Linked DNA regions of Homo sapiens: region 2 is linked to region 1. Evidence: chromatin contacts called from ENCODE Hi-C data. All regions are on one chromosome and are shown on one strand. Each heading gives the region's core, a stretch centred on a gene start or an enhancer-like site at or near the end of the contact. The rest is flanking DNA. Distances are from core to core; before and after follow the strand shown. Region 1 holds the start of TTC17 (tetratricopeptide repeat domain 17). Region 2 holds the start of CRY2 (cryptochrome circadian regulator 2).

The links. Hi-C counts contacts between places; a loop is a spot of excess contacts on that map. Pooled maps may share reads with other maps.
Region 2: a loop to region 1 is called in a map of ascending aorta, with 7 times the contacts of the local background. The contact joins the promoter of CRY2 here to the promoter of TTC17 in region 1. A Hi-C loop is called at or near these places in 1 of 168 maps with a recorded cell type or tissue (ascending aorta), 1 of 37 single-sample maps with no recorded cell type and 7 of 50 pooled maps.

What each region holds. Positions count from the first base shown.
Region 1 is chr11:43,356,783-43,360,899 of GRCh38, reverse strand. It overlaps TTC17 (tetratricopeptide repeat domain 17), which reads right to left and starts at 1,980. Exons shown (of 24, transcript NM_018259.6): 1 at 1,787-1,980. The coding sequence starts at 1,945. RefSeq lists a silencer at 1,642-1,721 and an enhancer at 1,852-2,121.
Region 2 is chr11:45,845,679-45,849,795 of GRCh38, reverse strand. It overlaps CRY2 (cryptochrome circadian regulator 2), which reads right to left and starts at 2,321. Exons shown (of 12, transcript NM_021117.5): 1 at 2,091-2,321. The coding sequence starts at 2,305. RefSeq lists a silencer at 1,551-1,660 and enhancers at 1,609-2,130, 2,061-2,300, 2,661-2,710, 2,761-2,870.

The DNA.
Region 1 (4,117 bases), core at 731-3,230:
TAGAGAAATCTTGCTTTTTAAACTTTAAGCCTAATTACTTAGCTCAGCAGTGACTTGGCAGAGATCCAAAAGATTCTTCAGCTCTTCCCTGCTTCTCTGAGGCAAGTTTCCAGTAACCCCTGCCTTCCCCCATTAATACATATGTATCCAAAGTGCAAAAAGAAGGAATTTGTTAAAAAAAAAAAAAAAATCAGACTCTACTTTCCCATTGCAATGTTAAGTATATACATAAAACATTTCTACCAGCTTTCACTTTTTAGATGGGCTACTTTTTCAGCTGAGTGGTAGGACACCAAAATGGGAAGGAGAAGTCAATGTCATAGAGTATAAATAGCTGTGGCCAAAAACAATATTGCAGAAGAGCCAACAGGAGAAAGGCTCCCCAAAATGCAGCAGGAGTGACTTAATTCCACGTCTTCATAGAGACCTCAGGGAAAACCACTATCAAGAAACAAAAGAAGGGTGGAAGCAACCAGCACTCACATATGGTCTTACAGTGTTTTCTTGGGTTTCTGAAACACATACACATATATTTAAAGTCTCAGATAGTATGGCAATGAAAAGGAAACTGTTCTTTATGTATGTCATATAGAAAACGTTACCCAATAGGAACACGGTCTTTTCTTAGATATGCTGAAAACCACTCATGAATACCTAGGCGGATTTTTAGTTATACTTAACTTACTTGAGATAGAATTTGCAATTACATTACACGGCAAATCTAAATCTAAACCTCACCTTAAACGTTGGAATGTGTTCCTATCATGATTCATTACACACAATCCAAAGGACCAGTAATTTCCCACCACACTAGTTAAAACGTTTTAGATCAGTGGGCTAAATTGCATGGGGCACACAATTCACTTTCTAAATGTTTGCTAGACACTTCAAGATTGTCCTCAAGTGTTCGAAGTCAGTAAGTTTACCAATATTCTGTAGCGGAACACACACACGCACTCGTTAGGCATCAGCAGCATTTACAAAACGCAGGCAATCATAAAGTTATATAAGAAAAGCAGTCTCGCCTCTGAGGAATTAGTTCAGGCATACAAGAATCCAGGAAATCGCATATCCTCCATGCGAGGCTGGGTCACAAGAACTAGGTAAAGAAACAAAGCAAAGTGCACTGGGAAACGAGGGCAGTAACAGCTGAAAAGATGCAGGCAACGCCACCAGCGGCATCTTCAAGCATTCCTTCTGAAGGGGAGTGTTTCTATGTTGTTTCTAATGAGCCACTGCTGACCTGAGTAACGGTACAAGCTGAAACCAACACAACCAGAAACGAAATCCACCATGTGGTAGACGAGACTAGGGGAGCAGCACGAATGGTCCACAGGCTAGGGGTCCAGAAGCTGTCATACCATGGGACTCGCGCACACCCTGGAGCTGCCACCTGCTTTCTATTTCCTCGGGGAGGGCCGGTGACGCGTGAACCCGAGAGGCACCAAAGGCAGGAATCCTGAAATCTGTGATTTCTAAACCCCGAGCTAAAAAAAGGTCCGTAGGGCCCGTCTCCCGCAGCTGGGCGACTCTTCCCCACGCGGCGCGCGGCCCGCGAGGTGGAAGGGTGAGAACTTCTAGGGGGCCAAACGAGGACCAGGAGACAAGTGGGGAGCGGGAAGTGCCTGCCTGGTCCGAATGCAGGGAGTCCGAGGTCGCGGTGCCACCTCCCTGTGAGGGTAGGCTGGGGGCGGGGCCGCGCGGAGCCCAACAGCCAGGGGCCAAGCAGGGTAATCCCCCCGGGGCGAGGGCGGGCACGGGAGAAGAGGGACGCCCCGGCCGCTACCTGCTGCTGGATTTTCCCGTCCTCCGTGACGACCCAGTGCGTGGTGGCGAAGGCCCCTCGTGCCGCCACACTCAGCAAGGCGGAAAGGCTGAGGAGCCAGCCTGGGCCGGAGCAAGGCGGCAGCTCGTACCGGCCACGAACCCCTACTGCCGCCGCCATCTTGCCCCCCCGGCCGGGCCGCTCACACCGGAAGCGGAAGCTAGTCTCCGGCGCCCGCCATCTTGAAGAGGTCGGCCCTGGAGGAGGAGCAGGAGGAGGAGCCGAGAGGGCGTAGCTCGCTGACTACCAAGTTTCCTCCACCTCGGTTTTGGCGGCCAGGAAGCGCGACCTTCGGCTACTCTCCCAGCTTGGCTTCAGGGATGGAGACCGCTTTTTAGTTATTGTTTTTCTGTGGGTGATACGATCTCGGAGCGTGGGAACCGGAGGGAGACAAAAGCAGTGGCTTAGGTGGCGCTTAAGCAGAAGTGAAAGGACTCAATTTTATTGTTTTTTAAATCTTTGTTTTTTCGTTTTATTTCTGGTAGATAGTTGGGGAACAAAAGGTGTGCTTTCGAACCACCTATGGGAAGAGAGGTGTTGCTTTTATTCTTAAAGTCTCACAATAGTGGAAGCTTCAGAATGGAGACGGTTGTTAGTTTAGGGCACCGCTGTCCAGTAGCACTATAATGCGAGCCACGTGTGGAATGTAAAATATAGAGGGAAGTAACCCTACTAGTACATTTTATTTAACTCAAAGTACACAAAATATTAATTCAATGTGGTCTGTACAAATCATTGAGATAGTTTAGTTTTTTTTTTTTTAACTAAGTCTTGGAAATCGGCATGTTACACTGACAGCTTATCTAGTCATATTTCAGGGGCTTAATACCCGCATGTGGCTAACGTACTGGTCAGCACAGGTCTAAGCTAGAGGTCTAGGTCTGGAGACCAGAAACATTGGCATCACCTGGGAGCTTTTTAGACCTGCACATTCTCGGCTCTTCTCCCTCTCCCCCGCAACCTGCTGAATCAGACTACATTTTAACAATAGCCTCAGGTGACTGGTATACATATTAAAGTTTGAGAACCACTTTCTTCTAGTGAACCAACAGGCAGGCAGGCAGGCGTCAAGCTTGGCTGCCAGCTTCTTGCTAGATATGTCATTTTAGGTCTTTCAAGATTGCCCTCTGTGTGTGTTATTTAAGGTTGGTATGCTTTTGGTTTTCTCCTTGGGAAAAGAAGGATGAGAATATTGTTTAACCACTTCTCTACACAAGTGTATGCAGGAGAGCAGTTGCTAAGTGTTTAAACACCACGCTATAGAAATGTAGAAACAACCACAGCATTGGTGTTTTTTTTTTCTTCATTCCAGGAACAGCTTTTCTTAAAGGCCTGAAGACTGAACATTCATTTCATTAAAAATATATGGCTTATTTGCTTTTTGCCTGGTACTCTGATAGTCTCTGGGTATGGAAATGTAACCATTGGGCAGTGTGCAATATAGTGAGATATTATTGGCAGGTTAACAATTAAAATACAGGATAATGGGGGTGTATGAATGCATATGTACAGGAGAGAGCAACCAACCAGGTGAAAAAAAGGTTTGGAGCTCAGGTGCTGGTTCAGGCAGAATAATAAGTGAAAAGGTGAAGTTGGCCGGGCGCGGTGGCTCACGCCTGTAATCCCAGCACTTTGGGAGGCCGAGGTGGATGGATCACTGAGGTCAGGAGTTCAAGACTGGCCTGGCCAAGATGGTGAAACCCCGCCTCTACTAAAAATACAAAAATCAGCCGGGCATGGTGGCGGGCACCTGTAATTCCAGCTACTTGGGAGGCTGAGGCAGAGAATTGCTTGAACACGGGAGGCGGGGATTGCAGTGAGCCGAGATCACACCACTGCACTCCAGCCTAAGTGACAGAGCGAGAATCCGTCTCAAGAAACGAAAAGGTGAAGTCAGTGGCATGTTTTAAGAGTTTCTTGGAGTTTAGACATAGGCAATAGGGAGTGTTTCAGAATTTTAAAATAGAGAAGTGGCAAATGATGGAATCCCTTTTGTCTCAGCATCTTATTTTTGGGGCATAGAGGTCAACCCTATTTCTTGTGTATAAAGCTGACATCATCATCATCTAACATTTCTTGAGTGTTTAATACGTACTGGGTCCTGTACATGCATAGTTCCTATTAATCGTCACAACTTACCAAGCTCTGGCTAGTTAAGTAAGTTGGCCAAGATCATATTGCTAAGTGGTAGAGCTCAGGTTTGGACTCAGATCCACCTGACTCTAGATCTGAGAGCCTGAGAATGAATGAATGTTAGTGAGGAATTTGAGAAAGGCCCCAGCATCACATATT
Region 2 (4,117 bases), core at 1,072-3,571, 2.5 Mb before region 1:
CAAAATAATTAGCCAGGTGTGGCGATGGCCACCTGTAATCCTGGCTACTTGGGAGACTGAGGCAGGAGAATTGCTTGAACCCGGGAGGTGGAGGTTGCAGTGAGTCCAGACTGCGCCATTGTACTCTAGCCTGGGCAACAAGAACAAAACTCCGTCTCAAAAAAAAAAAAAAATAGAATTGGGGGAAAGGGGCCCAGGTATCTTTTAAAGACCCTTATGGGATTCCAATGCACAGCAGCCAAGATTGAGAACCACTGCTCTAGTCTGTCCCCTTATCTTATGTTTCTCATGGCACTTCGTTTCACTAAATTATGGTTGTTTGTTGGTAAAATGTAGGCTCCAGGAGTTCTGGAGCACAGACACATCTGCTTATTCACTGCTGTATCCCTAGCAACATCTAGAGCAGTACCTGGCAGATATTAGGCACTTATTAAGTGATCAATTAATATCTGCATTCTTACACAGCCTCTGACTTCAGGATTTGACTCAGGCATCTGAGCCACATTCCTTTTCTTCTTCACTAGATTGATAGCACGATCACAAAATGATGACCCACAAAAATCCATAAACACCTGGTTCCTAGCAAACTGGAGTTTAATCAACAGGAATTTTATTGTTGATTTTTAATCTTCCCTATCAAAAAAGAGTAGGCAGTACTATGCAATGTCCCCCAAAACCCAATAAAAGAAGAAACTCTGTGACAATGTAACAAGAAGGTAGTCGGATTCCATTTGCCTGGCTCCGACTGGTGCAGGGCAAAGTCTGAGGCTTGGCTTAATGTGCACACTAGGGATGGTCATTTGATGATGCTTGTCAAACCCAACCTCCTATCTGTAGAAAACTGGAGCAGAGACAGAGCAATAAGGCAGCCTGAAAACTGTGGGCAGGCTCTCCACAGGACTCCTTAGTTGTTCCTTCTGGGCAGGAGGGGACACTGAACAGGCCCACTGCTAGCAGCACTCACTCTCTTAGCAGGGCACACACCTTGGAGAGAAAAGAATGGTGTGCCGAGAGCCACGGTATCCTGGAAATAACCCTGTCCATCGATGCAACAAGGCCACAAGCAAACATTCCCCAGAACAATGCAAACAAACCGAGCGACTGCCACTAGGTGTTCTGAAGAGCGATGGGTACATTATGTCTCAAAACTCTTTAGTTTGAATACTGTTTACAGTGAAAATACACTAACGACCTGTTCATCTTTTTCCATGATCATGTCGACTCCATCTCCTGGGGGGTCATCAGAGGGGCCCTTGATATCATGGCTTTCCTGCTCCCTAACCTTACCACAACAGTTCATAAAAGTCTCATCTCTAATGGCTCTACTGTCCTCTAAAATCATGACAAGAGGATGACGGGGTGACACTTTGGATTCTTTTAAATTTTTCTATCGAGGTCAAAGCTCCAGAGCAGGGCTTAAAACATTTTGGAGAATCCCCTGGATTCTCTGGAGCTTTGAACATAAAGCGACTCCACCTGAAGACGCCTTTGGCTTCTTTATTTATAATATAGGGGAGAAGACCTTATTTAATGCTAAGCCAGGGTCACTTGACACCCCTAGAGGCAGGACGGTCTGGGTGCAGGGTAGCCAGGATGGGTGGTAGGGCGGATTCAAACGAGCCAGAGGCTTCGGAGTGATCTCCCCGAGCCCAGCAACGGGCTCTTGAAGAATGCGAGCAAAAACCCGTCCCGCCCTCACACTACGTTATCTCCCTTCCGCCCCTCCCTGAGTAGACCGTAAGAGCCCTAGACCAGGAGCCCCTGTTCTGCCACTCACTGGCTACAAGTCCTTGGGCAGGTCGACTTTGGGTCTCCAGGGCTCAAGGGTCTCATCTGTACAACGGGGATCATGATCTCCGTTCCACAGGCAGTTGTGAGGCTCAAAGGGGTAACAGTGCGAACGCGCTTTGTCAGAGGCTGAACCCTGGCCCACCGGCGCGTTAGGACCATGACGAATTACTTCCCCGGTCTCGGCTTCTCCCCTCTGGCCTTCCAGCCGTGGCGGGGTTGGGGGGATCGTGCTGTTCGCCGGTCACCCCAGGGTCAGGGTCCTGGCTGCGTCCCCGCCACCCAGCCCCGGGTCCCCTCACCTCCATCGGTTGATCCCGACTGAGGAGGAGGCCGCGAACCACGGGTCGAGAATGTAAACGCAGCGCACGCAGCGCGCCCCGCGCACGGCCGCCAGCAACGCCGGGTTGTCGTGGAGTCGCAGCCCTTTGCGGAACCAGTGCACCGAAGAGGCGCTGTCCGTGCCGGGCGCTGGCGCCGGGGCCACAGCTGCCGCCGTCGCCACAGTCGCCGCCATGACTGTCCAGACTGCTCCAGCCACCCCCGCTCCGCCCCGGTAGGCGACGTGGACCCCGCCCATAGCCCGCCCAGTGACCTATGACGCCGCAACTCCACCCTTAGTCCCCGCCCACAGGGCCCCAGAGCCCCTCTGCCATTGGCTGAGTGCCTTCCACCTGGCGATTGGCCCAGAGGCGCCGGAACAGGCCCGCCCCCTCACGTTCCTACCATGTGTGGGTCCGCCCGGGTGGAGCTGGCATGCGGACAAGTGACGCAGGCTGGGGCTGTCCGCAGGCTGGGGCTGTCCGCGGAGTGCCGGGAGTAGGCCAAGTCTCAAGGGACAGCGGATCTCTTACCCACGTCCTGTTCAGGGCCTGCTTCTAGAAGAAGCTGCCTGGGCTGGTAGGGGTTGCTGTGACTACAGCCAGTGACTTGCAAGACTGACAGCTGACCTTCCTATTATCACCAACATCGTCACCATCACCATCTACATCATTCTACTACAGCTGCCATTTATTAAGTGCACTTTATATGGCAAGAGACATGATCATCTCCTTACGTAGACGGTCTCATTTACTATTCTCAACTCAGCCCAGTTACATTCATTTAGCGAACCCCAGTGAAAAAGCTGCTGTTGTTTTCGTTTCACAGATGAAGAAAACGGAGGGTGCCGCAGGTTGAGTGACTTATTCAATATCATAAAGCTGCTAAGAGGATTTCACCCAGATTATTCTGATTTCGAAATTTCTGCTTTTATCCACGAAGCTATACTTCTCTTTGTGCGAAGATCCTTGGTAATTCCAAGTGGCAGAGTCTAAGGACGGGGAAGGAGTGCCCTAATATGCAGCAGTAGAGGATTTGGGAGTAAGGACTGGGAATGTGGGGGACTTGAATTGAGATAGTAATTATGCCATCAGATGAATTTATTTTCTTTTAGTCTGTTTAGTAGATCCAGTGTGTGCAAAGCACTGTACTGGATTCCGGGTAGGGTTCAGAGATGTGGAGGACACTGTCCCCATTCTTCTGGGACGCCAGGTGGAACCCTCTTGGGCTAAGACGGCTTAGTCAAGCTGCAGCTTTGGGGTTATCAGGTGGAAAACAGTCTGTTTCAACTTGACCCTAGGTTGAGCCCATGCTTGGAACCCTTCCTGGACCTGGGACAGAGTGATGAAAGCATTTAGTAATTTAGTCTGCAATTTAGTGGCATTAATTGGCACCACTCTCTAAACCAGTGTCACTGCAATCCTAGGCATTCTCTGTCATTTCCAGGGCTTTTCACGAGCTGTTCCAGCAGTCTAGATCACACTCCCTCTTCCATCTTTGTTTCTAACTCCAGTTTGCTCTGTATCATTGTTCAGTATAGATGTCACCTTCTTGCTGTCTGATCCCAACCTGAATAGTGCCCCATCTTATTCTGTGCTTCTTTTTGGTCACTTGTCTTGGCACACAATACTGAAATTTCTTGCTTAAAAGTCTTTCTGCCCCATTAGAGTATAAACTCCTGGAGAGCAGGGGCTGTGGCTTATTTACATACAGTTGTATGTCTGAAGTCTAGCTCAGGGCTTGGCACCTAACGCTCAAGGATTATTTGAGTAAAAATTGAACTAGAGTCTCATATTGGCAGGCTCTTAAAGGTTTATCCTAGTCCGCTTACCTGACCCTTTCCTTATTTTTGAATTTCCTTTCCAAATTCTTGCTGAATAAATCGATGCAATCTTTCATTACTTTTATTTTAAGGTTTTGTGTTCCCCCTCTCCTATGCCCTCTTCTCTCCACAAGGTTGGTGCTTTGCTAGGAATGAAACAGAGTGTAAGGAGGTGGTTCTCCCTTA